Linked DNA regions of Homo sapiens: region 2 is linked to region 1. A link is an interaction called in ENCODE POLR2A ChIA-PET data of the cell type or tissue named here. Cell type or tissue: B cell. All regions are shown on one strand. Each heading gives the region's core, and the rest is flanking DNA. Links, peaks and the distances in the headings are about the cores only. Region 1 overlaps CAMKMT (calmodulin-lysine N-methyltransferase). Region 2 overlaps CAMKMT (calmodulin-lysine N-methyltransferase).

Region 1 (16,097 bases), core at 4,076-12,075:
AACCCTTGGGGGCAGGGAGTGGAGGTGGCCAACTGGGGAGGAGGCACAGTAGGGAGGCCAGAGAAGTCAGCAAAGGCGTCACAAGGGCAGGGAGTCTAACCTGGGTGCTGAGGGATGAGTAAGAGTAACCAGGCAGACAGAGAACTGGAGGTGAGAGAGGCATTCCACTCAAGGGGAGCATGTGCATGTTTGAACACACAGGATACATAAAAGAACAGATGGGGGATGTGATGAGGTTGGCCTGACTAGAGCCCAAGATGTGTATGAGGGAGTGGCAGGAGACCAGGCTGCGATAAAGGCATGGGGCCGGTCACGTGGGGCTTTGCCTGCCATACCAAGAAGGTGGGACCTAAGTCAAGGTTTTCAAACCCTGTTTAAATGGCAGAATGTTTTGGTCAAAATTTTTTAGCCAGCACCCCAATTACAAAACAGATAAAAATGATGCAGCTTTAGTTAAACTAAATGTGAGACTGGTACTTCCTCTGTCTTGGTCTTCCTCTTATCCCTCCAGGCCACCCCTGAAGCAATTCAGAACACAGTTTGAGAACCACCTGCAGTAAGTGACAGTGATGCAGGTAGGGGGATGTGGCACTGAGAGGTCTTGAAGGGCAATGCCATGTTTCCCAAGTTTCCAGCTTTATTTCGAAAGTGACAGATACGGAAGTGCTTGGTACCTAAGAGGTACTCAGCTTGCATATCTGAGTGTATGCGTGTGTGTGTGCTGCATTTGATGGATCCTTCCCTGGGAAGGGTAGGGGTTAGCAGTCAAGAATATTGAGTTTTATTTTGGACAAAATGGATTAAAGGTATTTTCAGAATACCCACATGCAGAGATGTAGTAGGCACTTGAAAATGTAGGTGTGAGCCCTGGGCAATGGTGAAAGCTATAGTTATAGACTTGGGAGTTATTGGTCTATAAGTGATAGCTGAAGCCATGGACATCAGTACAATTGCCAAGAATTAGATGGAACGTGATGAAAAAGTAGGCAGAGCCCTGAGGACCACTGACAATTAAAAGACAGGTCAGAGAAGAGAAGCTACAAAAGGAGACAGAGAGACTGAGAGAGATGCCAGGAGAGGAAGCAAGTGAAAGCTGCATTTCAGAAACCAGGTAAAGAAAATAGGCTGGACACAGTGGCTCACATCTGTAATCCCAACACTTTGGGAGACCAAGGTGGGAGAATCGCTTGAGGCCAAGAGTTCAAGAGCAGCCTGGGCAGCATAACAAGACCTCGTCTTTATAAATGACAACAAAGAAATAGAAAATCAGCATAAGCTTAAACATAGAATTGGTATTTAATAGTTTGGTTGCTAGGAAGTGAAAAAGGAACAAACTAAATGTGAGACTAGTGCTTCCTCTGTCTTGGTCTTCCTCCCCTAATGCATTTTATTGGCATAGCATATTCCTTTTAAAATAAATCTGAAGCTGGGGGGAGTGGGGAGGGATAGCATTAGGAGATATACCTAATGTTAAATGACAAGTTAATGGGTGCAGCACACCAACATGGCACATGTATACATATGTAACAAACCTGCACGTTGTGCCACATGTACTCTAAAACTTAAAGTATAATAAAAAATAAAATAAAAATAAATCTGAAGCATACCAATTTTTTCCAGAAGTACACTCCCTTTAATGTGTAAGTATAGATTAGTCTAGCAAAATAACAACAACTGAGCTCACAAGGTAAGCAGTATCTCTGTGGTTTAGTGGAACTTCTCCCTCTCCTCTCCAGGAATAAATGAATTCTCTTAAATTTCTGCTCATCAGTCAAAGTGTTACATTCAATTGAGTATTCATTCTGCGTTTAAAATAATTCTGCAACGGAATGCTTAGAAAGTTGTGCTTTGGCAAATTGAAAATAATTTTTCTAAAGTGATGGGCTAATTTGAAATCCATATTCCTTTTCTGGTTTTGATTTGTGCAGCTGAAATCGTAAAGCATATCCCTCTGATGGTACTGTTCCCCCTGTGACGTGTTCTCTCCCCTGGGGATACTGGGGTCTAAACCCATTCATTATGGGGAGGGGGAGATGCTGGCACTCAGTAGGGCTCAGTGAATGAATGGATGATGGGCTCTTTTCCATCCTAACTATTAATCCACCTCTCAAAGGTGTCTGTATTCAATGAACTGAAAAAGAAAACAAAACTCCTAAGTAGTTAGAGATTAAAACTACTGCCCAGTCTTTCTCTTTCTCGTGGGTACAGTGTTGTGCACAGAATGCTGCTCTCTAAAACCCCATCATAGCAGCTGACTCTGTAAAAGCTTCTCGGGAAAATCTTTTCAAAGGAATAAGCAATAGAACGTGGCTTTTGAATTCCCAAAGACTCAAATTCTTTAGATTACTCAACTTCTGGATTTAGTTTATTGTCTCATCAAATATTGACTGAGTGCTTACTATGTGCTAGGCACTGAGAAAACGTAGTGAATAAAACATTAGAAGATCCTGTTGTCACGGAGTATGCATTCCAGCCAGAGAAGACAGGGCAATAACAAACAAGGATACAATGTGTGTCCCTGGTGGTAAGTGCTAAGAACAAAAATAAGCCCGGCGAGGGACTGGAGAGTGATGGGGCAGGGGCTGCGTTCTGAACAGGGTGGCTAGGGAAGGACAGGTAAACTGAGAGCTGAAGGAGGAAAGGGATGTTTAGGCAGAGAGTGCTGTCACATGCTTAGCTGCTGTCACTTACAGCTTACCCCAACCAGGGCATGTGGAGATGCATTGCTTTGTCAATGCAAGGATCAGCCCAACCTAGAAACCTGTAGCCTTGTGAACATGATGATATGCAGCTTAGATAATAGCTGTTAAAAACCGACTCTTCAAGTGTTACTGTGAGACAATTTTTTGCAGGTGACTTTTAAATAAAACAGCTTCCATTATTCAAAAATCCAGAATGGCAACCAGCTCTTAGAAATGACTAAAATGACCTACCAGCATTCCCTGTTGTTTTTTTTTTTCTAATGGAGACTTTTGCTGTCCTGCCGAGACCATGTATTATATCTAGTTTCACATAAAAATGAATTTTTGCTGCTAAGTTTGAAAACTGCCTGAAAATAGCAATTAATATTGAAAAAGCTGACAGAACCTTAAGTGTAGTGGCATGATTGGTGCTGCTATAATTATGTGCCTGAGTGTGTACAGGCTGATGTAAACACAGTATGAAAACACACTTGATGCTCAGGACAGTGTAGCCACGTATTTTCTTACGGGTAAGTGAGGGCGAAGGGGAGAGGGAGAGAGAATTGATAGCATTTTTAGAGCACTGTTAGGTGGTGTAGATCTTTCTAATCTTACATCAGTATAATCTTTCTAATTATTTTCACATTCTGTATTTGATCCTCACAATTTGTCGGGGGGAAAAAGGCAGGGCAGGCTTTGTTCTTCCCATTTAATGGATGAGAAAACTCAGTGGATCAGCGAGGATGGGTTAAGGTTCTTATCGACAAAATGGAGAGATTGGACTACATTATTTCCAAGCTTCCCTCTAACTCAAAAGTTCTATGATTATTTTCTGATTGTCCTGAGGTGACACCGCTGTTTAATGGTGGAGACTCCCCTTAAGTCCAGTCCTTTCTGCCACAGTTCCTCCTTATATTCTTCAAATCCTTCACTGTATGTTTAATCATCTGTAAAATGCAATGTCTACTGTACAGGTTGTTGAGAAGATCGCTGAGGGGATTAAAGGAGGATTTGTGAAGCACCTAGCACAGTGGTAGCTATCATTATCATTGTCATCACTGTTACTAATAAGGAGACATGTAGTGTAGTGGAGAGAGCATCAGTGCTGGGGCTTCTGATCATTCACTGACAGAGTTGATAATACCTACAACATAGGGTGGTTTAAAGACTAAAGGAGGGTTGGGCACGGTGGCTCATGCCTGTAATCCCAGCACTTTGGGAGGCCAAGGTGGGAGGACCACCTGAGGTCAGGAGTTTGAGACCAACCTGGTCAACATGGCGAAACCCCATCTCGACTAAAAATACAAAAAAAAAATTAGCCAGGCGTGGTGGACTGTGCCTGTAATTCCAGCTACTCAGGAGGCTGAGGCAAGAGAATTGCTTGAACCCAGGAGGCAGAGGTTCCAGTGAACCGAGATTGCACCACTGCACTCCAGCCTGGGTGACAGAGTGGGACTCTGTCTCAAAAAAAAAATGTCTAAAGGAGATGATGTTTATATGAATGCCTAGCCCAGTGTCTGACTACACTATACCTACAACATAGAGTGGCTTAAAGACTAAAGGAGAGGATATTCATATGAATGCCTAGCACAGTGTCTGACTACCAGGTGCTCAAGAAATGGCTGGCTGGTGTGAATGATAAACCACTCTTCATAAGAAACTCAGATATATTTTCATGATTCCCTCAAAACCTAAAGAGGCATTTCACAGAGGTGAAGTGTAACCTTGAGAGTAACAGAAGCATATAGCCATCTTTATTTTTTTTTTTAAAAAAAAAAAAGGAGATTCTGAAGTTTGGCCATTCTGTACACATCTGAGAGGGAGGAAAAATCCGCATGCATCCAATAGTTAGCAAATGGTCATTGTGAAGTTTCATGTCAGATGGTCTTCTGAAATCCAGTACATACTTTATTCAGTTCCTCCCATTCTCCCCACTGCAACAATCACATAAGATTGTGTGGATTATTTAGAAAAGGCTGTTTACCCTCATTATACCACTTTCTTTGAAAAGCAATCATGTGAATACTATGAGGAACTGCTTGGCTATAGTGATGACCATCATGAGGGATTCAATAAAGTTGGAAACCAAGATCCTGGAGCCTGTATCTGACAGCGTGGTCACAGAAAAGGCTAGGGCAGGACTGAAATATGAAAACTCTCCAAGAGGAATTGTGGTTACTTGTCTCTATGAAGGATTTCTTGGTACTGAATTTTCAGGGTGCAAAAAACTAACAGATGTAAGCATCTGTTGTCACATGCCCCAGGACTGTGTTGGGGAAGCGTTGGCAGGTGCTAAGGAGTCACAAGGTGAATGGCACTGCCCTGGACCAGTTACTCTAAAATCTAGTCAATGGCTTAACCCACTGGACCTGAGACAATGCATATTGTTCGGAACACCGGCTTTCAACCACATTTTGTTTTTTATAAGTATTATTTGAAAAAGATAAAACACAGCAACTGGCCATTTGGATGTGAAATCGATTCTTATATGATATACATCTCTCCTGGAAATTATTCTCACTGTGAATGTCCATCCTGCATAGACATCTCAAGAACAATTGAGTTTTTCTACTTGAGAGCAGTACATTAAATGCTTTGACCAATGTCTGTTATGTTTGGTTACCTTCCAGTTTTAAAATATGTGAATTTCCTTTTTACTGTTCTAGGGGAAAGCGATGGTATTTGCCCCACGCCGAGGGAATACTTTAAACCAGTTTTGCAATCTAGCTGAAAAAGCTGGTTTCTGTATCCAAAGACATGAAAATTATGATGAACACATTTCAAACTTCCACTCCAAGGTTAGTTTTCTGCTTGTGTTAGATAACACTTTAATCCGCATTGCATTTTGAAGAGATCATGGTCTTTTTGGCAGGTAACCTAAATATTTGATTAAAGTACTCCTTAGATGTGTTGCTTCTGAACAGCTATTTGTATCTGATTATTTTGTGTGGTAAAGCCATCTTTTATCTTTGCATGTCTAGAAGGATTTTACAGAAACCATTCCTGTTTACTCTTTTCTCTGAAACAAACTAATCTTTTCATTCATAATAGACTAATTTGTAGGATGTAAGGGGAGGTGGCATAGAATGAATAACATGCATTTATATTTTAATGAAAAACCTTCAGCTTTTAAGTAGGTTAAATGCTTAGCCGCACTGAAATAAATAGAAGGTGAATGTCTAATTGTATCATGTTGGACTGTAAATCTTTATCTCTGCTTGCTTTATAGCTGGGTCAGTTGGCAGTTTGAGACTGTTAAATCTCATACAGAATTTCACAGTTGTGGGGTTATATGTCAGATGGAGGCACTACAAGATTTAGGTCAAAAGCACTTATCTGAGAGTGATTTCTAAGCCTGCTTACATAAAGCAATGTTATCAGCCTTTTTATTATTTATAGGTATAGACCAATATAGGACACTGAGAGGCGAGTGTTTCACTGAAAACTTTTTAGGATTCTCACGTTTGCTAGTAGTACATGTCACAGTGACTAGTATAACATGTATTATTTCAGTAATTTTGTGCCTTACGGAAATCTCCCTTCACTGAGCTAGTCTGACCTTGGCAAGAGACTTTAACTTGTCATGATTTCACAAGTTGTAACTGCAGAAAAATAAAGGCCCGAGCTTAATTTTCTCCTGGGACAATGTGAACAGCATCCTTTATTACCCAGGACTGTAATATAATGTAGAAGTGTGTTGGCTTTTGGAAAAATATATGAAAAATTAATCTGATCTTCCAAGCAAGAGAAAGAAATTCTCACTTTCTGAAAATGAATTTATTTATTTGAATCTTTAAGGTTCCATTTAGCCTCTGGGGGAAAAATGGTGCTTTGTGAACTGAAAGAGTTACATTACATCCTCTCACTGGTGGAGTCAGGCCCATTGCTCATGATCAGAAAATAAAAACAGGATGGTATGTGATTCAGATCTTACCAGCCTCTCTAGAATGATGTTTTCCCCTTTTCAATCCCTCCCCCTAAAAAAAAGCGGGTCTTTACCTGGTAGGAAAAGGGTCCCTCCTGGCTCCCTGGACTCCTCCACCCAAAGGAATAATGTGGCTTTCTCTCCAGGGTCGGGCTGGAACTACAAGGATCAGCTGACAGCTGCTTCAATGTCGTGCCATTCACTTTCCCCCTAGAACAACAAATGCTTTTAGTTTCCCAGTGACAGCTCAGGAGAGCAAAGGCTTGGGTTTCTCCACCAGCAAAGACGTTCAGCATTGTGCCTGATACCCTCCGTCTCCTCCCTGAAAGACCTGAGGAGCGTTGGGACATGCCAGGCACGCCCACCTCTCCTCTGTCTGGAACTTTAGAGTGTTAGCGCCTGGTGGCCAGCACACCTCCTCTTTTTATTTCCAACGTTGTACACTACCCTGCTAAGTGAAGCACATAAATAAGTGGCTTTATTTTTTCTCTGGTCATAATTGCTGAAAAGTCAAATTCACAGTTTGCTGACATTGGTACATTGGACTAAGAAATAGTTGTCTTCGTGGTTGGGGGTGGGGAGAGTGTAGAACCCTAGGAGAATATTCTGCAGAGTTGGCACATCCTGGATAAAAGGTATAAACGGGCGCCCATGATATATATATATATATATATTTTTTTTTTTTTTTTAATAATGAGAGCTATTTCAGCTGGTGTGGGGTTCTGCTTCTAGCAAAAGAATGCCTCTGGTCCCTCCTGTACCTGCCCCAGCAGCGGGGATACTGTGTGCTGACCGGGCTGGCACGTGCAGTTGTGCTCCTTTGCAGGAGAAGGAGCTCGCCCAGAGGCCGGAGCAGTGAGCCGGGGGCCACGCTGGAGGGAGCGGGCAGCGCCGCTGCTCCTCGCCCATCCCCATGCCCTGCAGCAGGGCGCGAAGGCGGAGGCCCAAGGCAGCACCCCTGCCCCTCCAGCCCTGCCCGCCCGCCCGGGGCTCCGGGACGCGGCCGCCGGGAGCCTCCACCCTGGCGGCTTTTGTTGGCCGCGTGCTAATAGCCAGGGCTTAAAAGTTTTCCATCTTGAGCGGCAATCAGCTTTCTTCCTCTCCATCTCTGGCCAAAGCCCCCTCGTCCCTGGGACGCGCTGCTCCCCAATGGAGGAGCGGCGTTTTCCTTCAGGCTGCGTGTTATCCTCTTAGCCCTACTGTGTTGGAATAGAGCGTAACCAGCTGGAGGACTGTAAGACGCCTGATAATGCCGCTCTTTTCCGCTGTCCCGTCTTAATCTTGTTACACAAATGGTCGTGAAGAGATTCATGAATTTTAATTTTGCCCTCTGCATTAGTGCCTCGCGTCACTCATACACAGCTGCCTTCGAAGCCGAGTTTTTCACCCCTCCTCTTACAACAGGGGAAAAAATTAGTTACTTGGCAGTAGTGCAAGGTAAAAAAAAAAAAAAAATCTACAGATTTAGGCAACCACCCATGAAGCTGATTAACAGTCAGTGATCAGGAGGAACAGCTTTGCCTCTTAAACTTTTCACCTCTCATTGTTAACTGTGAAATTTTATTTCCGTTAAAAAGCAAGCCTGTAATCAAAACGGTGCCATTCCGCACTTTTCTGCCAGTGCTTTTGTTAAACTGTGCCCACACCATGCAGCCAGTGTGCTCAGGAACCAGGCAGCCAAAGGTGTAGCATGTTTTAAAAATATTGCTTTTCAGTCCATCCTTGCAAGGGGAGAAAAATAAAACACTTCCCTCTCCTCCCCAGCCTTTTGGTCTCCTCAAGGCTGAGAATCAAATTCATTGCCCTCATAGTGTGGTTCAAAACCTTTCGGATAGTAAGATAGCAAATCGTTTTGTAAGGTAGAGATGTGACTTCGAGATTACAGCTGGCTTGATGCTAGTTGGTAAAAATACTCTCATTCATGCAAATGTTCTTTGAAATATAATTTTACATGCCGTGGGTTTTTTTTTTATAAACTTTCGCAAAACCACCCTGAAGTGTTTATTTTTCTGTATTTTTGTACATAGCTCTGAAAATAGGCTTGGGCTGGGCTGTGAAGTCAGTACATTGTGTTAAAAACACGGCCATATTGCACTTCTGCTTATCTATTCAAAATGCCACATTACAAGTGGCTGGTGCTTATAATCTGTGTGGTGTGCTGTTGATAATTGTGGATACTGTAAAGGGTAAACAGTCTGAACTCCACTCCTGCTGCTGCTGTTCACGCCGTAGTAAGGCTGAGCGTGTTACATCCAATTATGAAGTAAAGCATAATGCTACTAATAGCAGCTATATAATTTAGTTTAGTCCTCAAAGACCCTGTTTTAACCTCTGAAATTGGAAAATTATTTTATTCATGATTTGCTTTTTCTTCATTTTCTTTCAAGGTGCCTTTTGATATTTGTCAAAATTGTAATTATTAATTGGGCAAGGAAGTACAGCCTGGGTAAATGGAATTATTCTTAAAACTCATAACATTCCCCCATCGAAGCAAGTATTGGCTAAGAGCTTTGTGTGTGTTCAAGTACCCTCACATAACAGACTTGCTTGATTCAGAAATGATCCAGGGCTGGGTTATAGTGTTGCCTTTGAGGGTTGTCAGCTCTTCCCCATTGTGGAAAGGTCTCACAGGCAAGACGGGGCTGGCCCCTGGCCCCTTTCAGCAACGAAGCCTCCACTTTGGCCTCCAGAGGTCAGCATAGAATCCAAGTTAAAAGTGATTTCTAACCCATATTTACAGAAGAATTATTTATCCCACATATTACCTCAGGGACTTTATAAAGAGCTCATTTGAGTCTCTGTATATTAGTGCATTGTGAGTGAGTAGGTCAGCTGACTGCCACTGAGTAATCAACTTTCCCTTATCCCCAATCCCCAAGGAAAGAATTGAGCTAGCTTGGTCCTCTCTTCCCTCTGTAAAATACTTCAGTGAGCTCCCTCTATCACTAGGGCAACTGGCAACAAAAGTATTTACAGTGGTAAGTCCCGGTCAGTGGGTATGGACTGGGAAGTTGGTGAAGCCATTTTCTCAGCATTTTCTAAAATTAGACTAAATAGTAAGGTTGGAGGACCTGTGTTTAGGCTTAACACTCTCGCTACTTTGGTAGCAGCAAAAATCCACAAGGATCTTCCTAAATAGACAACAAATCATCTGTACACAGAACAAACTCTGTCTAAGAAAACAGAATGAAGTCACCTCAGTGACTGTACCACCATCAGTTCTTGGGAAAGTAGATTGGAAAGTGGATTAGAAATTAAAGGCTGAATTAGCTTTATGTTCCCCAGCGGAAAAGGGGAAGTGGGCTCATGACTCCTGTCCTTAATAGTGACAGCATGTCCATGTCATGGTTTGGGAATATGATTTAGAAGGAACATGCACTTCGAAAAGATTCAAGTTAACATGCCCCAGAGGGACCAACCTGGGAGAGTGTGATGTTGAGGCCATTCATTTTGCTTTAGGGTGGGTGGAGTGGGTGGTGTTTGACTAATTTAAACAATAAAGGAATTGACTCCCTGTATAATTTAAAGAAATATTTATTTTTTTATTCTTATAATCTAAAAAGAAATTAACAATTGGCTCATAAATTCCAACTTCAAAAATATTAATTTTGTCTTTATAAATAGCAAATTTTTATTTGCTAGAATAAATATAAATATAACTTTAAAACTATTCCAGCTGAATGAAGAAAAAGTGTACTTCATATGTGAGAAACCTAACTGGATTTTAAAATCTTATCACAGAAATATCCTCAGAACTTCCCTGCACAGTATGAACAGGAATGTTGCTAGTCTAATTGTTGGAGTATGTTCTCCTCCTCAGAGAAAAGAATTTTTGAGTGACTTATTATTAATGTTAAAACCCCTAAGAAGCACCTGGAGAGCCTTTGCAGTGTCTTGGGCCCCACAAGCCTTTCCCTGTGCCCAGATGTTGCCACGGACTCCAAGCAGTGATCTGAAATGCCCGCCTGCCTGAATAGTGTGGCATTGGTCAGAGGCAGAGGGTACAGAGAGCAGAAACTTCTATGTCAAATGCCCAGTCAGGTGATGATGAATGAGCCCCAGCTCTGCCTTCTGTCAAGTGCCTCACAGTTTATAGAGGTCAAAGTGCAGTTTGGGTATTTATGAAAAAAACCCTACCCACCCCCACCAAAAACAATCCCCATGTTAATGTATAGAATTGTCACATTAGTGCCACTGAGAACTACTTTGAGTTGCTTTTCTGTGATTTATTTTTCCAGAACTATATATTTTGGTGTAAAAGTCATCATGATACTCAACATTAATATTGACTGGTAAAGATCCCTAATTGGAGTCCCCTTACCTTTTTCTTTCTATTATTGTTTTCAGTTGAAAAAGGAAAACCCGGACATATATGAAGAAAACCTTCATTACCCGCTTCTGCTTATTTTGACCAAACATGGATAGAAGATTAAGCTTCTCAAAGACGAAGAAACGTATCAAGTGCATAGGGAATATTTTTACAAAAACGGAAATCTGTAAGGGGTATAATCGCCTGCCTGCGCCCTTTGCAGCATTTCACGTGTGGGCTATGGACTCCACCTGTCCTCACCCACGTTATTCCCCAGCTGCCCTCTCCAGCTCCCTCCCCGCCTCTTTTTACACTCTGCTTGTTGCTCGTCCTGCCCTAAACCTTTGTTTGTCTTTAAATGTGTATAAGCTGCCTGTCTGTGACTTGAATTTGACTGGTGAACAAACTAAATATTTTTCCCTGTAATTGAGACAGAATTTCTTTTGATGATACCCATCCCTCCTTCATTTTTTTTTTTTTTTTGGTCTTTGTTCTGTTTTGGTGGTGGTAGTTTTTAATCAGTAAACCCAGCAAATATCATGATTCTTTCCTGGTTAGAAAAATAAATAAAGTGTATCTTTTTATCTCCCTCCAATTAATTGTATTAAATCCGCCATCCCTTTCTCTGTCCCTCTCTCTCCTTCTTTTTTTCCTTTTAAACAGTATGTTTTTTTTCCTATAGATGTATAAGAAATGACTACATCAGCCCAAAGCCTCATAAACTGACCGTTTGTCCTCTGGACACAATAGCGTGGCCAGCCCTCTGCTCCTCCTCCCCAATTATGTGTGATTAGTCTCAGTGTGCTGTGTCAAGGAGGGGGAGTGTGCTGAGTGCTTATTATCTGTTTAGGTACAAGAAGAGCACATTTAGGCTCTGACTATGAATGAAAAGTGAGCCTTTATCAGGGCTTAAATCTAACTGCTGCTGTTCTCCAGGCCTCTTTCAAAATAGGTCCTTCCCAGAGAAATTTTGAGTAAATGGTTGATAAACCAGATTGCAACCAGGGGGAGTTTTTTAAAAACTCAATCACACAATTATCTTATTTAAAATAAGTATATATTGTTATATGCTGTGATTCAAGTGTATGGTAAACATTTAATAGGTGCTACCTAGGATTAAGAGAGAATGACTTTTCTGCAGGGAACCCAAGCTTATCCTTGCCTAGTGCATCCATGAGATGCTCTAATGCCTTTTGTGGAAATTCAGATGTTTATCTGTAAGGAATCATCTGTGCCCACTTTAGCAGTAATGTCATTAGTAGGTTAGCTATATATCCTCATGTCTTTAGTACAGGCAAAAACATGTATTCAGTGTGATACAATTAAAGTGATAGGTGAGAGACTGGGGGTGCATCCTTTTGCATGTTAAACAAACTTAGCTGTCATAAAAGCAGCGACTCTCAAATGTCTTCTCTGCTCACTTCTATCATCAAACAAATTTTTCACCATCAGTTTGCATGTCCTTGTATTCACCACTTTTTCTGCTCCATTAGAGCACCTAGATGGATCTCAGAAGGCATAGGTCAAGTCGCAGTTAGATCATACATTTCTTTCTCACAAAAACTTGAATTGCAATGCCAAGTGATGGGCTAACATCACAATAACAGCAATTTATTCCTCTTTGGATAAAACAGCAGTCTATTCTCAGTGCTAGATAAAGACCAGGGCAATGCAAACCAGCCATTTAGCTGAGTAGTTCAGCTAGTGGCAGCTCTCCTTTGGTGACTGTATAGGTTGCACACTGGCTTCATATTTTCTTGTTTAAAAATTAGAATTTGGCATGTTTTAAAAGGCAACACAAGCCATTCCATTTATACTGGTGAAAATACAGCAAAATTATTTCCTGTGTAAAACCTGCAACTAACTCTGCCAGACAAAGAAAACGCATCCCTGTAGTAGCACCTAAGATGGTCTATTCTTTTTTCTTTTTAAATATGGAACAGCAGGACTATGAGAATATTTTCTTTTTTCTCTCAAGAAAATACGTGAATTGGCAAGAATTCAATTTGTATTTGTGTGTTGTGGGTGGAGAAATCCAGTGTTTATGTCTCTGGGAGATACTATATTTTAAAAAGTAAACTAGGAATGTATTTTTTTAAATATCTGAGAACAGTGTTTCAGAATTGAACTGTTGCTACCAAGAGATACGTAGTAAGGAAATTCACTTATTATGTAATTAAAACCTAGAGAATCTCCTATACAATGTTAAGGGTTTCCTAGATCTGCTCTTCATGGGATCCTCACCTGGAAATCTCTGTAGTCCAGGTTCTTTGAAAGTTTGTAAGAAATGTTCTATATTATTGAATAATTTTAGTTTTTATTTTCCCGAAGTTTAATGGAATGCCGATACTGAAAAGTGAAATAGAGCAGCTTTGAAAGTTTGTCCATTTACATTTCTTTTGAACTTTATGATTATTTCTATGAGTCAATTGCAATTGAAATGGCCCATTCCATAATTGCCTATGTAATTATGCATGTGTTTGTTTCAGAAAGGAAGCCTGTCTGCTTAGGAAATCCTAAGAATAATATTTCTTTTCTTTGTGTACCTTTATCTTCTGATAAAACTCATGATTTTCCTTTGTCATACTAAGTAGATTTGGTTGGATGAAAGAATGTTTCTAATATTGCCCGTGGTCAGTTCTAATGCTGTGAGATGAATAGCTACATACAAGTTGGTTATAAGAAATATATTTTACTTTATAGCAAGACATATGCCATGAATTGGGATAAAAGTGCTAGAAAAGACTACCTAAGAGGTTGATGCTATTTTGTATAAATTGTGTATTTTGTTGGCTTTTTGACTGAGCATGAAAATGTAACTTCCATTAGGGAAGGGTAATTTAGGTGCTCAGTATTCAGCAGAAAACTTGTCAGGGCCATAAAAGCTTTTCTGGCTAGTTCCTCGGGTGTTTTCAGAGAAGAGCTGCCCGCCCCTTGCTGATTTTCCCTTTGGCTTCAGTATGGGCTGAATTTACCACTGCATACCTGTTGAATCAATTTGGGGGATCCAGCAGTTAACTGAGTGAATGGAAGGATTAGTTGCCCTCTGGAGCCCTATTTCAACAGCCAGGTGTCTGTCCTAAACTAGTTAACTGCTTTTGACAGCTGAAGAACCTGGTTTTAATACCAGAGGCAGGAGGTAGTGGTGTTTTTTTCCATCTCTCTGCTACCAAAGTGGGGCAACCTGCTCATGAGGGTTAGGTGGTTTTTGTTTTTTAATAGGAACCTAGCTTCCATGGATTTTCTTTGTGCTTAGTCAGCATTTGACTTGTTTCCAATCTATGCCAGACAATTCATTAGCATTGTCTGGCAAGAACCTCTCACTGGACTCTGGGGGTGGGGCAGAATGCCCACATAGGGGAGAGAGTCAAAGTATATGTACAAGCATATACACACACACACTCACAGGAAAGATTAAGCTATTTAGACCCGAGATCTGGGCTCCAGCCGCCAGATTCCAGGTACATCCCCACCCTAGATCAAAATCCCCTGAGTTCAGGCTGTATGAAACATCATAATTATGTTGATTGTATACCATAAAGAAAAAATGGATTTGAAAGTCAGGCTGATTTTAGGCAGGGTAAATATGTTTTCCTGAGTGGACTACTTCCAAATTAGGAAGGATCCTGTTAGTGTTTATCAAACCATTAAGCCTGAAATGCCACTTTTAATTCTCACATTTCATTTTACCCAGAGAGCTTACCTTCCAGGCTGTGGCTAAATGCTCACAGTGTTCTCTGCCCTGGAAGTCTGTGCATTTGGAGTCTGTATTTTGCTTTTTTTGTCCCCCTGACTTTTCAATTAATACATTTTTTAACAGATAAAACAGATCATACCGTGACTTTTAAAATGTCAACAAGCTTGTAAACAGAAATGTAATAAAATGGCTAATAGGAGATTCAATAGTTAATAGAGGGCCTGAAGTGTGAGCAAATACAGTAGCTGTATATTGGAAACTGTGCAAGTGAAGATGGCTTTAGTATTGCAAACTGAGGAAGAAAATTGTTTTTAATTAGCACCTTCATAAGAACTGCTGATTAATACTGTTTTGTTTGGTGAAAAGCTTTCAGCTGAGTAATTTGTACAGCCATTACAACAGTTTTGTTAGAGCGGGACTCCTGTTGTTAAACACAAACAGCAGATGATAATGGTGGAAGATGAGTTTGTCATGTAACAATTTACCTTATTGAAAAAAGCTTTATATAAAACCCAATACAGTAGGTACCAGCAGAAATCACATATTTTAAATCCTTCCAAAATTGCAGTGTGCCATGCTTATGGTTTGTTTTTTCCTCAGGGCTAGAAGCAGATTTTATATCATTTATAAAATTATATACACAATTTAAAGGTGGTGTAGCGTGGACAGACCACTTTCTTAGCAGCAGTTTACATTGGAGCAGTAAACTGGCATGTATTCAAACATTTCCTAACTACACAAAGAAGGTGGAAAAATGGAAGCCTAATTAAATAATGTTACTCAAATGTCAATTTGCATTGCGACTGGATGCAGGGAAATAAGAATTGGTGTTTCTGCCTTAAGTGGGTTTATCATGTATAGGATCTTAAAAAAAAAAATCTCAACAGAAGTTTAAGTAACCCTTTTTTTTTTTTTTTTTTTCTGGTGATGTTTTAACTGACCCAGAGGAAACAGTGCTCAATCAGTGAGACCTGACCAGAGAATAAGAGGCCGATTTCAGTGAACTCCCATAAAATGGATATTTTGCTAGCCAGAAGCATGGGAAATTGTGTGTGTGTGTGTGTGTGTGTGTGTGTGTGCTTAAAATAAAATCCAATGGTAAAGCATATTTGCATTAAAATATTACGCTAACCAAGGCTGGTAAGAACTGTAAATTATTGGAGTGGCGTAATAGAGCATGAGATTTTTTTTTTTAAGACAGGCCTTCGGGGTAATAGCAAGGGTTGAGGCTCACGACAGTGCCAAATAAGCTTTAGACAGCATAATAGTCTGCAAAGAAAGCCACAGAGCACTAATGTGAAGGAAGAGCTGTCCACCACATGCAGCAAAAATCACCAAAGGTCATTTTATGGTAGCAATTGTGACATAAAATTGGTGGTCATGCTACATGTCTAATACTCAGCACAGCTTTATAAATGATGGGCCCCTAGCGATGGCTGTCATTAAGTGCTTTCATCATAATAAACTTTAAACTGTTGGCTTTAT
Region 2 (16,097 bases), core at 4,056-12,055, 52 kb before region 1:
CAAAACTGGTAGTGTGTTTTATTTCATCTCTTAGGACTTTCCTGATGGAGTTCCGTTTTTACCATGCAGTTGTTCTGTGTTTGTATGCCTTTTTCTGTTGTAACCAGATCTAATTTTTTTTAATTAAGAGAAAAAGCATGCATAAAGCCTTAAAATTGGCAATGTGTTTTTCCTGCTTTTAATACTAATGTTATTCTTGATTTGCTAACAGAGCTTACAATTGGCATTCGTTGTCATCTGTTTTACTGACTGAGGTTAATATGAATGATTTTTTTTTCTATTTGCATGCCCACTTTCTGTAAGAATAACTAATTCACTGAATCACATACTATTGATGCATATAGATTGAAACAAACTTATTTAAAAATTACTGTTTACATCTTTCCTTTAAAATTTTAGGAAGTCTAAATTATATAGCAGTTGTAGGATATTATTCAAAAATTACTTTCTAAGAAGTAAAAGTGGATGTCAACAAAAAAAGGGGGAGAAACATTGCCAGAAGCCAGAAAATCTGTTAGTAAAGCTGCTAATTATTCTTAATGGGCAAGATGAGCACATTAAGAAACAAATGAATACATCAGTGAAATGTAATTGAAAATTGGCCTGGCAATGGCATATCGCATCTGAGTATTGGCCTGTATATTATTCTTATCATTTTAAAAATTATTTTTTTTGTTCTTGGCTTCTGAATTTAATGAATCCAACTGAATCTTCTTAGTCTCTTAAGCTTCTAAGATTCTGATTTTTACCTTTTTTTAAAAAAAAAAACAGCATTTCCTGATATTTCCTTTTAATTTTATATTATTTCTATTTGTTTTAGTATGTGAGGCAATGAATGGATTGGTTCTGAATCTTTATATCACAGAAGCATGTCAACCAGTTTTGAGTTTATTTATTATCTCCCTAAAATGTATCAGATGGATTGCCTATGTCTTCTTGAGTTTTCCAACTTGACTCTGAAAAGCTAGATGTTGATCTGAGATTTATTAAACAGAGATGTCTGGAAAGATATTAAGACTTGAGGTAAAAATTTTTAAGTCACAAATATTTTCTTAGATTCATGGGTAGTTTTCCCTAAAGTCTCCTTGATCCTTAAACTGCATTGCTGGGTCTACGAACTCAAAGCCCCCACACCTGAGAGCTGCTCTTCCCTACAGATGCCATTTTATCTGTACCCCAAGAGAACAAAGGATAAATTAGAAATGGGATCATTTGGTTTGTCCAGTTCTCAAATTTATTCTAAAATAGTGTGAAACATGTTCCTTTTCTTTTTTTTTTGGCAATGCCCCTTTAGTGTCAAGAAAGAAATCTTCAACTGCCCACATATAATAATTACTCCATAAGGTTTGTAACTTGTGATAACAATGACCTAGGAATAGGAGAGAGACATGGTATACTGAGTTATTATTGATGCTAAGCCTCTTCTAAATTATAATGAATAAAAGTAGAACTCCTGAAGGTGAGCAACCCTCTCTGGCTACAATCACTAATGTGCCCAGCACAAGCACCCTGCCTTAGTAAACATCTAGCAGTTCTATGCAGAAAATTCCAATGTTTGGTGACCCATTTCTCTGTAAGCATCTTATCCCCAAAGTATGCACAGTGTGGATCATGATCTTGAACTTAGGATTCTCCAAAAATGGGTAAATCCCCTGTGCTTTTTAAAGGAGACACCCCTGGTTTAACATTATTTTTATTTAATACAATCCCTGACTTGAGTAACTAATAAGTGAAGCTTCGTGTGGGCTGTGCAGCCTGTACCATAGATGGTTAATAACACGGAAATCCCGGGCCATCTTCCTGTGTCCAGGCTTCTTCTTCCAATGCCGGCTGTACTTCCATCTACTGATGAGTCATAAGTAAACTATATGTGCCTCAGATTGGGTAGCAGCACAACAAATATGTATTTTTTGGAATTAAATTAAAATTAATTCAACCAATATTAATGGCATGTCATTACAGGTGCTAAAGATACAATAGTGAACAAGATAGGTCTAGTACCTATCCTTGTGGGGCACAGATTTTGCCTTGGCTAGAATACATTTATATACATGAAGGGCAGAAGTTCTTTGATAACTTTGGTTATTTAAATTCTACAGTATAAATGTTCACATAATTAATTCTAACTTTTTTTCTTCTCCTTTTTGTGGAGAATGAGGTCTTGCTGTGTTGCCCAGGCAGTCTTGAACTTCTGGGCTCAAGCTATCCTCCTGCCTCCACCTCCCTAAGTGTTGGGATTACAGGCGTGAGCCACTGTGCCCGGTTCAGGTAATTAATTCTAAGCAGCAGGAAAAGAAAATAAAGTGTAACTGCCAAACCTCATGTTAGTTACTTTACCCACCTCTTCACCCTACCAAAGCTTTTGCCTGAATTATACACTAAGATAATGAATTGACGTGAATTGGGCACCTACTGTGTGCCAGGCCCATCACACGTGATACTCCATTAAGCCTAACAAATAGGTATCATTACTTCTGTTTTAGAGATGGAGCTCAGAGAGATTAATTTATCCCAGGACACGCAGCCCCCAAATATTAGAACCAGCACTAGAAGCCAGGTTCATTTGACTTCAAAGCTTATGTTTTTTCGACTTAAACCATTCTGGGTCACCAAAAACTAAAATGATTTGGTGAACGTCATCTTGCATTTCCTTACATGCTCTGGAAATAAAGGCCTCTCATCCACGAACATAACAATTGGCATTGCTAACAGAGTTTATAGTACCTCTATGGTATCTTCTCAATTCATATGAGTAATAAGCACATTTAAGAATATTTTGCAGCCTTAAATTAGCAAATATTGCCACATTAAGCATTAAAAAAAAAACTTGAGAGATCAAAATGAATAGGGTTTATATTATAATCTCATAGTTTCCTACCCTCATTTTTGGTATTCCAGCGAAAATAAAGATAACATAAACCAAGAAAGTGGTGCTTTGTGAATCACAGTGTTATTATTTTTGAAATATCTTCTTGCTTAAACAACATGCCAACTCTCAAAATATATATATAACTACTGATAAATAATTGCTAATTGCAGGAGGAGGCTGATATTTTTAACAATATGATGCATACATATAACATGTATATAATTTGTTTAAATTACTATTATATAAAAATATTTTTTAAGAATAAAAATCAACTGAAACAAAATTGAAATGGAGCCCTACCTCTGAACGGGGCTTTATTTGAGAAGAAAACCTAGAGTTAGAATTCCGGTTTCTTTTTAGCCACAAACATATATCCTGTAGCTCTGGAAGTCCAGTTGCCTAGACAAGGGGATTGGAGGCAATTACTCTGTATTCATTTAATCAGAAATCACATTAAGGCTTTCTTTGCACCCAGTCCCTCCCACTGAAGTCCTCCAGAAGGTGGGTGCGGTTCAGAGAACACGATTTGGCCCGTTGTGTTGAACACTATCCTGGACATATCGACTCAATGTGATTGGATTTCCTTTATTACACTGAGGTGACACAGAAGAATGATAAAATCTATTATTGGACAACACAGTGCCGTCCAGAAGAACCATCAAAATCTGACCTAAAGTAAGGGGTGGGGAGCAGGATGTCTGAATTTATCTCTTAAGGTAATATTTTAATATACTGTTGACATTTTTTCTTCTCATGCTCATTTTAATATTTAAAAAAACCTCTTAAACCACAAAACTTATTTCCTGTCCAGTTCTAAAAATAAAGCAGCCTAAATACTGCTGTCGAATTTTTTTATTTAAAAAATTGCTTCTAGAATATAAATACATATGTTTGCTTCAGCCTGACCACCTGGAGTCACAGGTTTATAAATTGTATAAAAGTATATAGTGTTAAGATGTTTACTAAAAATTATTAATAGGTTTTCTGAGTTATATAATTTAACTTCCCTGAGACTATTTTATAAAAAGTATTACCTCCACTAACAAAATAATATGTTTTGCTTGATAGATTAGTCATGTACTCATACGACTCTACAGGTGTACTGGGCACATTATGGCATGCGGTTGGATGCCATGGAAACTCTAAGGAGGGTGTGGCCAGAGTGTGGGGGAACTTAATCAAAAACAGTTGTCAGCTGACTCTTTACTAATTTTGTTCTTCTCAGAATAAAGATGTCAGCTGTCCTTTTCTGCAAGACATTTCATTTAGAAGACTTTCCTGAAATAATTTCTTCCTGAAATAGACAGAACTGTAGGCCGATGTGTCATTTTAGTTAATCAAAACAAGTAGGCAAATTAGTCTCTTTTATTTTTTTAATGAATGTAATTTAACGGTATTTAATTTGCATACAGGAAAGTTCACCCAGGAAAAAAAAAGTCTGCATTATAGCACTTTTGTAAACCTCAACAAAGCCCTTCATTAGCAGACCTAATTGATTTTTCCTACCCACCCCTGGGGGAAGAAAGCTATCACAGTACCTGCTTATTCACTCAGAGAAGAAATGGGTGTGCCTGGTGGTTCAAGCAGAGATTTGGGTTAAAAAGTCCTGTGGCTCTGTTTTTGCAGGGAGATCTTGGTCAATGCTTGCTTTGAGCATTCAGGAAATTTGTTTTTCTGAGCAATAGGAGAACATCGCTTGTCTGCTTGGTGTCCTCCCCATGGGCCCAATTTAGTTCAACTTGCAGCCTTCACTGGAATTATTTTATTTCTTGTTTATGTAAACCTGCCTTATTCCAAAAGAGGGATTTTGAGGCTTCTTACCATGACACATAGAATATATCATATAAAATGAATGGGAAAGTGAGGGCAGTTGGAAATTGGAAAGCCAGGAAAATATGATGAAGCCAGGAATAGAGGTCAGTAGAGAAAACATACGCAACAGGGTCTTTTGTGGTTGTTAGAGTTAGGCCACACATTTGGCTCTGAGTTGCACAGGTGCTGGAGCAAAGAAAAAGAGGATCAACTCTAAGAGTTATAGTGCCAGGAAGTGGAAGCAACATCCCTTGATCTGCAGACCAGCCTTTCCTGGTGCTGAAACCTGACTATTTTTTCCAACAGGCCCTTGTAAATATGGCGCTGGGTGATGTAATGAACCAGCTCCTGAAAACATGTCTTCCATAAATGTGGCTCTTTTGTACAAGTCCTTCCATGCCAAAGGCCATAGCGTAAGTCTGTAAAGACAGTTCTTCAGGGGACTTTTCACTCAACTGACTTTCTTCAGTAATTCATTTTCTCTCAAAGATTCTCCAAGATTTTCTTCATCTTTTTCTTCTCACTTCCTCCCAAGTGTCATCCTGCTGCTCCTCTCCACCCCTCCCTAGCAGCATTTAGGAGATTGGAAATACTTCACACTGGAAAGTCTCAGGAGACTGACATTGCTCTCCCTGCTGACAGAGAGGCTTGCCTTTGGACTCCTTGCCCTTTTAAGCAAGTAGGACATGGCACCTATGGGACAGTCATTTCCCACCAGCACTCATAACTCTGGGGCTTGCCATGATGATCCATCTCAGGTGATAAAATGCAGCCCAGGGAAGTAAAAGAGCTTGCCTGTGGCAAGTCAGCATCCTGCTTCACACCTCACATACAGCTCTTCTCCTTTCGCTGTGCTCATCCCATGTATGATAAAAAGATTGGCCAGGCGCAGTGGCTCACACCTGTAATCCCAGTATTTTGGGAAACTGAGACAGGTGGATTACCTGAGGTCAGGAGTTCGAGACCAGCCTGGCCAACATGGTGAAGCCCATCTCTACTAAAGATACAAAAATTAGCTGGGTGTGGTGGCTCATGCCTTTAGTCCCAGCTACTAGGGAGGCTGAGGTGGGAGGATCACTTGAACCCAGGAGGTAGAGGGTGCAGTGAGCTGAGATCACGCCACTGCACTCCAGCCTGGGCAACAGAGCGAGACCCTGTCTCAAAAAAAAAAAAAAAAAAAAGATAACTGTTTCTGGACCTTTTTTTTTGGTCACTTCACAATCAGTGCAGATGTTTTCTTAACTGTGTCCTGTAGATGTGCAAGACATCATCACAAGGAATCAGAAGGCTGGTGTGTTTAAGACCCAGAAAATATCAAGCTGGTAAGATACCTTTCTGCATTAAAAAATTCCCATTGAAATTGCTTTTCTTGATACTATGGATGGTTATTAAAAATAATAATAGCTAACATTTATTGAGCACCTGCTGTGTGTCAGGCACTGTTTTAAGCACTTTACAAGTATTATCTCATTTAATGCTCATTGGAATACTATGAGGCAGACAGACACTCTCATTAGCTCCAATTAATAGATGAGAAAACAAGATAAGTATATTAAACACTGGGTTGGGGATGATTTATGATTATACAGTATGAGGTTGGGAGAAGCCAGGCCTGGGAACTCCTTAAATGGCTCTCTTCCAGTGAGTCTCAGCCTAGGAGCAGTTTTGCCCCCAAGGGGACTTTTGGCATTCCCTGGAGATATTTTTTTTTGTTGTCATGACTTGGTAGGAGAGCGGGGAATGTTGCTACTGGCATCTAGTGGTAGAGACCAGGGATTCCACTGAACATCCTATGTTGCTTAGGACACCCCCGTACAACAAAGAAACATCTGGCCCAGAATGTCAATAGTGCCAACACTGAGAAACCCTGCTCTGTTTCATGATTTTAAAATAGTCTAGGTGTCCATTCGCTTTTAGATTCTGTTAATTCTTATACAAACTAGGAGGAATGCTTGCTCTTAGCCACAACAATGGTGTGTTCTGTGATGCTACATTTTATTTTTGCCCTGTTGGTAATGGATCTAGAGAAGTGAGTAATCATTTCATAGTTTTCACATGAAACAGCTGTATTTGTGCATTTTTTGTCATTCATTTAACCACAGACTTTATTAGAATAACTCTCTGTTAAATTAATTGTTTTCTTTATTACTGTGAAGCTGTCATCATTTGGTATTTTGAATTTTCCCTATGGTAAAGACACTTTCCCACCCCAACTTCCCAGTTTGATTTTTTTTATTAGTTATATAAACTACTCATTAACAGACAAAGCCCACAGACTGATTTCTCTTGGACACACCCACGATACAGCCCCGGCAGCCAGTGATCTTGGTGTGCTGGCTTCGGACATGAAAATAGCTACAATGCTTAAAAACCAAAGTGATGACACATATTGGTGTGAGGCTATGGAATAGCAATAATTTTTTTCTCTTATATTAATTGGTGAATGTAATGAAGTGTCCATAGTGTATTTTTAAATCCTGTTTAAAATGTTGGGAGTAAGCTGGTGGCACAGGGGACAGCATATTCTGTGTTTCTCATATAAATGAACAAACCACTTCTGTTTCCCAGAAAACCTGGGGTAGGTTGAGAGAAAGAGAAAGGGTCTGCCGTTACCTGTGGGGTCCTCATTGTTAGGACAGCCTTTCCTTCACAGTGCAGACGGCCTTACCCTTCTGGAGAGGACTTCGTTTTTGGACATGATTTTCAACCTGGTCTTTTAGTTATCAATCAAAAGTGCATTTTCTATGTTGTCCTCATTTACATTTATTTAATGTTTAAGGTCATTTGTGAGCATTTGAGTGTATTTCAGCATATGGAATCAGGGAATAATAGATTTCAGCTTCATGCTGTGAAGAGAGATTGTGTTTTTACAAGACATAATGTTGTTTACTGGGTGTTAATAATCACTAATTAATAAACATATCTAGACATCTAAAATGTTGCATTTTGAGGAACAAAAATGTCAAGTGTTTAACTTATGGAGTGCAATGGTATTTTCTGTCATCTCTTCATAAAATAATTAAGTTACATAAACAAGCAAAATGTCATTATTCAACAAAGGACATATACCAAATGCTTAATACATGGCCTTTGTTTCTATTTTTCTGTTCTCAAAAATGCTATTTCTAGATATATTGCTCTGATATGTACCTGGACATATAGACTATATGTCAATAATAGTCATATAGAAACCTCCAAGATGAGGATGGGCTTTTTTTGTCATCTTCATCTCATACTAATTGTGGTCAGTTTCTTTTCTTTTGACCCCTGTAAGCATTTTGTTCAAAGTCTACTAAAGCACTTTCTAGTGAACAGGTAGATGAGTTAGTCCTTGAAATGCCTTGATCTTATATTAAGGAGTGACCTGATCACTTAACTGTCAAGAAGCTAAGAGAAATGGCCAGCCACTGATGTAATAATCAGTATTCTCCCTCCATCCACTGCTTTCCCACCCATAACCAGTACAATGTGATGAAAGTATTAGTTCCATGAGAGAAGAAATAAAAGGAAGCCATTCACAAAAGAGCTAAGATAGAGTTCAATATTCTTTTTTAGTGCCTCAGTGCATATGCAGAATTTCTCCTCCAAATTGGAGATGTGGAATAAGAGTAGTGACAGATAACTAAGAAGTATTTACCATAGCTATAAAGCCCACATGTGAGCCAAATATTTCTGCTATTAAATAGCACTTCAAAGCTTGACATGAGGTTTGTAACAGCTGAATGTCTCTTGTGACTTCATTTGCAAAGAAGATGTATAAGCTGAAAGGAAAGTCGTGGTATGAGAACTATAAGCCTAAGAAATGGTATTTAAAAAAAAAAAAAAAAACAAGCTGCCCAGAAATTTGACTGGCACCCAAGCTCCTATTCCCACTACTCCGATGATGTTCTCAGTAACTATCAGCATTTCTCCTGCTACCAACCTCTTCCTACCTCTTACACAGGGGCAGACCCAGGTTGTGTGGGGCCTGAAACTTATTTTGAGGGCCCACTTAGGAAGAATGAATTCTATTATACCTTACTTTGATAAATTTTACAGAAATATATGACCATGTGAACACATTACTAGGGCTTGTCCAAGGGCCTTGGAAGGGGCCTTGCAAGAGGCTCTGACGCTGAACCTTCATTAGCTTCACAGTCAATCCACCTCTGCTGTCATAAGCACCACCATCCTTGCCTAAAGTAACTCTTCTCTTAGCTACCAAACTTTCCTGCTCCCTCTATCCATTTTAATCATAGTCTGATTGTAGCTAAATGTGAAAGACATGCTGGTGAAAGTCTGGAAGCCTTAGCCCTAGCTGAATCTAAGATCCACATATATGAAGAATTATATTCATTACATCTCAGCTTAATGCAGTCATTTGGTTTATTTGTTGTCCATCCATGCAGCCATCCATTCACTTAACAAGTATGTCCAAAGTACTCTGCTTTTGAGAATATAAATATGCAGTTATCAAAAATAATTCTTGAACAAAGGAAACCATGCTACTAAATATAGCTAGAGATTGATGAAAGAGCAAGGATATTTACAGTATCTCAATTGTTGGGTTTATCTAAAGCTGTCTTCAAAATTGTGACTGTTTAACAAAGAACCATTTGGAGCTTTTGACGTCTACGTATTTCTAGGTCTTCCAGAATTAGTGAATAGCGTCATTCTCTGGTTAATATTAGTTGAGAGTTCTTAAAAAGTCTATTAAATTTACCCTGCTGTGATGATGTAAGTAAGTTTCACTTAAGAATGTATGTATCTTTGTGTGAAAGTTGCTAGTGAATTCAGGTTTATGACCTTTATTATTCTTTGATAATCCATGAATTTTAGTAAACTATGGAACTTGTGTTAAGACTTTTTTTATAACCCAAACTTTACCTTTATGTGGGCCCCCAAGATTGGTTATTGGTCCCATTGCCCTATTGCTTTTTAAAGATTTATGCCTCCTCTGAGACTCAGTTTCCTTTAGAGGTTAAAATGGGGATGTGGAAAATGATTTTTGAAAGGTACGTTCCAACCAAGTAGAATCCAGTGGTTGATTTTCCTGGGCCTTCTGCAGTCTGCCCTTATATCCACATCTCATCTAGCTGCTGCCTCCTCTTTTGGTTACCCTGGACCCCTCACTTGCCTCCGACAGATATGATCTCTCCATCTCTAGTCTTTGCCATTCTTGTTTCTCTCCTCTTCTCCATCTAAATCCTTCCTTCTAGGATGGCTCCACTGCCATTTTCCCCTTGCCTTCTCAGCCTACCCTAATCTTTTTAATTTCTGCTGCCCTTAGAATAGTACCACAGTTGAACATGGCATAGTTTCTTTTTGTTCAAAGCATGTTGGCTTTGTTTGCATGTTCACTGGTTTATCTACTTGTTGACAAATATTTTGACCACCTTCTGTTTGCCAAGTCCTATTCTAGATGCTAGAGATGGAGTGGTAAACAAGATGGAAAAGGCCGTGCCTTCTTGGAGTTTATGTCCTAGGGAGGGAAACAGATCATGTTCTTGAAGGCAAGAATTCTGCTTAATATGTTTTTGTACTCCCTGAAGCAATTAGTACACTTTATCCTTGGTATATGAAAGCTTTTAAAATTGGTATTTAGAGAACATTTTGAAAGACATGAATCCATAAGGCTTATGGAACCAAACCATTTTTAGTAGAGGAAAGTCAAGCTCTAGAGAATCAGACATCCATTTCTACATCAGATAGCTGACTTTCATTTCAGTGTTGGCCTCTTCTCAGGCATGCGCATGTAGTGTCTGTAGACAAACTGACAGTGTGAGTAGGCATTTATCTGTTCTTTGTCAGGTTGAAGAGGAAGGTTAGTAGAAGGTAACTGAGATAAGGAAGCTGAAGGCTCTCTTTAAGAAATTTTCTGATAAAATATACCTGTTAGTGAGTTTTGCTAGAATTATAGTAACAGAATCCTGAAGACCGCTGAGAATTCTAGAGATGCCACACTCCTGTTTCCTTCTGTTGCTATCTTGGCTATGACAAAATGAAATTATCATGTGTACTTTCTGTTACTAACATAACACTGTTGATTTGCTTAACAGGTTTATAGATGGGCTCATATCCCTACTATTTAGTGTTTTGCACTGAAGACACCAACTCCCATAAGAACGTTAGCCGGTTCAGCTATTTTTGATAGAGTTATCCTTTTTGTATTAAAATGAGCCAGACTTTAAAATAGGAGGATGCTGTATTTTTAGGGACCCTCTTAAACTACAGTCAATTAAAAATTAAGGCCTTTTATTTTAGAATAACATTGTATTGATTCTTTGGATTTGCCCACTTCTACTTTTTACCAAGGTCAAAATCTCACTACCAAAAATAGGCCAGGTGCTGTATTGATAGCTAGGTATGCAAGTCAGACTACTGTATTCTCTGTGAAAATGTCTTCTGGTTTTAAGAGAGAAATCCTTCTCCCTTCACAGAATTTTATATTGCAGAAGTTACATATCAATAAAAATATTTTTATTTTCAAAGGAGTTCTTCACTTAAAAATAGAGCCATCTTAAAAAACTTTTTTAGAGAATGGCCACATGATAAATCATTGTTAAACAATCATTTATTTTTTACCTTAATAATGGACATTAGTTTGTTTTCAATATTTTGTTATTATAAACTGCTGCAGTGAGACACATCTTTACATAAATTATACATTTGCAAGTGTGTCTACACAACAGATTTTCAGAAGTGGATTGTGTCTATTTGTACAACCCTACCAAACTGCATAATTTTTGTCACTATAACTTTGTAATATATTTTCATATTTCATATTTACTAAGACTTGACATTTTAAAAACTGGGAGTCTTTCTATGCAAGAACAGGTATTCTCTTTTTAAGTTTTTAAAGGTGTTTCACTAGCATTTTTATTTCTCTTAAGTTTATTTTTAGAAACTTTTTGTTGGTCTTACAAATAGGGTTTTTTCTTCGATTATATTTTCTACTTCCATTATGTTTTACTATGGGGTTTGATATAGTAAGCGTTTAGTCACCTCAGTGGGTTATTGTTTTGAATATTTTGCAGGTTTATCCTCTTGAGTTTTCCAAACAAACAATCACATCATCTGCAGATGATGACAATTGTAACTTCTTTCTAATTCTCATACCTCCTTTTTCTCTCTTGTATAATTTTATTGGATAAAAATATCCACCATGATTATTAAATAATAGGCATCTTTGAGTCTGACTTTGTTGGGAATCTACTAATTTTTCACCATTAAGTATGCATTAGCTTTTGAGTTGAGATAAATATGATATTTTTTATCTTCTTAAAATTTCTTAAGAGATGTTATCACAAGTAAATATGGAACTTTAGCAGATATCTTTTCAGCACCTATGGAGATGTTCAAATTGCTTTCCCTATTTTATTTGTAACTATGACAAATCATATCAAAAGGTTTCCTAATATTGAAACATCCCTGCATTTCTAGTAGTTACTTATTCACAGTGTCTTAATTCTTCTTTTAATATGCTTCTGTGTTCTAATAACAAATTATCTGAGATTTTTGAAAATTACAACTTTATTGAGATATAATTTACTTACTATACAAGTCACCCACTGAAAGCATATATAATTAAATGGCTTTTAGTGTATTCACAGAGTTGTGCAAGCATCACAATCATTTTAGAGTATTTTCATCACCCCCAAAAGAAAGCTCATACTTGGCCAGATGTGCTGGTTCACACCTATAATCCCAGCACTTTGGGGTGCCGAGGTGGGAGGGTTGCTTGAGCCCAGGAGTTCGAAATCAGCCTGGGAGTTTGAAATCAGCCTGGGCAACATAGTGAAACCCCATCTATTGAAAAGAAAAGAAGAGGAGAGGAGAGGGGAGGGGAGGGGAGGGAAGGGGAGGCCCTCATACTCATGCCCCTTCCTCACTCCTCCCTCCTCCCTTCCAGGGCTAGGCAACCACTGATCTATGTTCTGTTGCTATGCCTTTGCTTATTCTGGACATTTCACATAAATGGAAGTGTATAATATGTGGTCTTTCACATCTGGAATCTATTGCTTAAAATAGTGTTTTTAAGGTTATTCATGTGTAGCATATATCAGGGCATTTGTCATTTTTGGTACTATTCCATTGTATGGATAGACCACACTTTATCCACTCATCAGCTGATGGACATTTGAGATGTTTCCTTTTTCTTTTTTCTTTTTTTTTTTTTTTTTCTATTCTGGATAATGCTGCTATGAACATTTGTGTACACATTTTTGTGACAAGTTTCATTTCTCTTGGGTTTATATGGTCACATGGTAACTATATTTAACCTCTTGAGGACCTGCCAGACTGTTTTTCAAAGTGGCTGAACCACTTTAAGTTTTCTACCAAAAAGTATATGATGTTTTCTGAGCTGCTTGCTTAGATATTCATCAGTAAAATTGGTCCAGAATTTTCTTTATTGTGCAATCTTTGTCTGATTTTAAATAGCACTGACATAATAGCTATTTAAAAGAATTTTGAAGTTTGTCTTATCTTTTGAACCACCTCTTAGTGGGTTGCCCTACACTGCTACCATAATTCTAGATCAGAACAATTTTTACCCCATTATTTTGTACGTGATATTTGGAGATATAGTGGCAAGAAAGAACAAAATTACATTAAAAAATGCACTGCACTTGAAAGTATGTAAGTTTGAAACATTAAAAAAAGGAAGAAAAATAAATGAAAACACCAAAAAGCAATAAATAATTTTGTGATTTCATCTGAGATGGTATATAATTGTACTTTCTAGTCCATTCATTCTAATATTTTGTTGTCACTTTGTTTTGCTACTATGTAAGTTAATCAGCTGTCATAGGATCAGAGATACTTGAAACGGAAAATATAATTAGTAAAATAATTAGTACCTTTCATTTCAAGGTCTTGAAACCCTTTCTAGTCCTCTTTAACCAGTGCAGAATATACTGGTCCCCAGCATGAGGGGGGTCTGAATGTTAGGAAAATATCCCTCTTTTGGACTCTGAAATAAGTTCATTTCTGCTAAATTCCAAACAAAAACACAGAGCTGGGATCAGTTTTAAAGTCAGTCCAGAAAAATGTAAGTGATAAGCTGGAACAACAGTTCTCAAACTTTGTTCTCAGAATCATTTGTAGAGCTTGTTATGACACATTCTAGATCCCCACACCCTGAGAGACTGAGGCAGGCCTGGGGTTTTGCATTCTAACAGGTAACTCTGACGCCTGGTCTGGAGCCCTCACGTGGGGACCACCAAACTAGAGTTCTCGCTGAGAGCTTCTCATTCAATTCTGCAGTGTTCCATTGCTTTAAAATTGTTCAAATTTTCTTGCCGGGAGTTGTAGCTCATGCCTGTAGTCCCAGCACTTTGGGAGGCCAGGGTGGGTGGATCACGAAGTTGGGAGTTCAAGACCTGCGTGGCCAACATGGTGAAACCCCACCTCTACTAAAAACAGAAAAATTAGCCAGGCGTGTCGGCGGGCACCTGTAATCCGAGCTACTTGGGAGGCTGAGGCAGGAGAATTGCTTGAACCTGGGAGGCAGAGGTTGCAGTGAGCGGAGATCACACCACTGCACTCCAGCCCAGGAGACAGAGCAAGTCCATCTCAAAATAAATAAATACATACATAAATAAATAAATAAATAAATAAATAAATAAATAAATAAATAAATAAAATAATAAAGTTGTTCAGATTTCCATTCATTGAAGCCACTTCCATCCACTGTATTTTCTTGCTTATTTCGTAGATGTTATGCACTTACAAGAAAGGAAAGGACCTGACTTACAGTCAGCTCTCATTTGTCTGGAATTCATTAATCTTACAGGTCTTCTGAGGTAAACATTTCATTGAGACCTAATTTTTCTTCCCCCTCGCCTTTCTCCCAGCCTTATTCCTAGTCCAGAAATGTAAAATAATTTTGTTTCATGATAAAATCAATGAAGTTGATCAGATAATCTGTTTCAAGGAATTTACATATGTGAAATCCTGTTTTGGTTAATCTGTGATGTTGCTTCCTTCTCTGAGATAAGGGAAGTGTTCTTAATCAAGTCTGTCCTTAGGGGAACTGTCACTTCTCTGGAATGGCACTTTCTTTAAATGCTTGGGACTAAAAAGCCTAGGCCTGTGGCTAAAGAATGTTCTAGCCAGGTGCAGTGGCGTGTGCCTGTAGTCCCAGATACTAGGGACGCTGAGGCAGGAGGATTGCTTGAGGCCAGGAGTTCAAAGCTGTAGTGTGTCATCATCCTGCCTGTGAATAGCCACAGTACTCCAGCCTGGGCAACACGGCAAGATCCCCTCTCTTAAAAATTTTTTAAAAAGAATATTCTAAATGTAAATTCATACAGGTAGAGATCTTCTGAAACGAGATTTTCAAAGTGGTTCATGACCCATCATCACCTGTAGTGCTAATTTTAAAAACAGGTTTCCAGACATCACATAAACCTTGCTGAAGCAAACTCCATAGAGTTGAGGTTCATTTGAACAATCCGACATTTGAACAATCTGACAGTTGAATCACCTTCTCAGGTGATTCTAATATATCTGAAGCACAGAGCATGCTTCGAGAAGCCCATTTTATATCCCTGGATTGTTGCTCAGATGAGTAAACTGAAAGCGTGAGAGTGAATCCATGGATAGCCTCTGTTTGTCATTAGAAGAGGCATTTTTTCACTCTCATGTGAGAGCTTTACTCCCCACATTGGACTCTGAATTTCTATGGTATCATCTTAGTGAAGATGTGACCTCAGTGGAAAGGGGAAAGTTGTATAGATAAGAAAGTAATTCTGATTCGTTTCTTGTCTACATCACAGCTTTTAGTTGTTGGGATTCAACAAGAAGCACATATCGGAGGTGGACAGGCCTGAGGGGATAGTCCAACCACAGCTCTCAACCAGAAGTGGACTGTGTGTCCACCTCTGCACTGTTTGTAATCATATGGGACATTTTTGTTTTATTGTCACAATAGCTAAGTGCTATTATGGTACTGGGAAGAGCAGCAACTGTAAATATTCTGCAATGCAAGGGACAGTTCACCACAATGAAGAATTGTCCTGTTCCTCAAGACTATCCCAGCTGAGAAATATTAGTTCCAGACTAGATGAGAAATGGAGATCCAAAAATATTGCCTGGATCTCTTTTACAGCATTGTCTTGCTTTCTGGACGTGTGTGTGTGTGTGTGTGTGTGTGTGTGTGTGTGTGTACCTGTATGCATGTGAGTGCTATATCGGTCTTACATACATTCTTCTTTAAATAAGGGCATGGAATTGATTTTTCTAATGAATAAAAGTTTTTTGCCTAAAATATTTTACTAAGTTGCTATTCTAGTCCAACTTTTATTATTCAGTTCAGTGCAATGAAATATAATTTAGTGTCTGCTATGTGTAAGGTACTATGATGGGCTTTTTATGGGTTATAAAGATTAAGGTGAGGTTTCTGCCTTTAGTAAGCTCAAGATGTCCAGACAAG

Evidence for each region. ChIA-PET counts read pairs that join two places held together with the same protein. Peaks named below come from ENCODE experiments on the same cell type or tissue, not always from the same donor. Only the 100,000 strongest peaks of a DNase experiment are listed, where the experiment ranks them.
Region 2: POLR2A ChIA-PET joins it to region 1 with 7 read pairs; 4 of 35 experiments call an interaction of 5 or more read pairs at or near these places.

What each region holds. Positions count from the first base shown.
Region 1 is chr2:44,761,083-44,777,179 of GRCh38, forward strand. CAMKMT (calmodulin-lysine N-methyltransferase) reads left to right here. Exons shown (of 11, transcript NM_024766.5): 10 at 5,348-5,479; 11 at 10,954-11,510. The coding sequence ends at 11,031. Among named protein-coding and RNA genes, the nearest start is that of LINC01833, 170 kb to the right of the region's middle. In B cell, for the core only: no CTCF peak of the experiment used is centred there; no DNase peak of the experiment used is centred there; H3K4me3 peaks cover 322 bases; H3K27me3 peaks cover 1,221 bases.
Region 2 is chr2:44,709,351-44,725,447 of GRCh38, forward strand. CAMKMT (calmodulin-lysine N-methyltransferase) reads left to right here. Exons shown (of 11, transcript NM_024766.5): 7 at 5,937-6,003. Among named protein-coding and RNA genes, the nearest start is that of LINC01833, 220 kb to the right of the region's middle. In B cell, for the core only: no CTCF peak of the experiment used is centred there; no DNase peak of the experiment used is centred there; H3K4me3 peaks cover 991 bases; H3K27ac peaks cover 2,868 bases.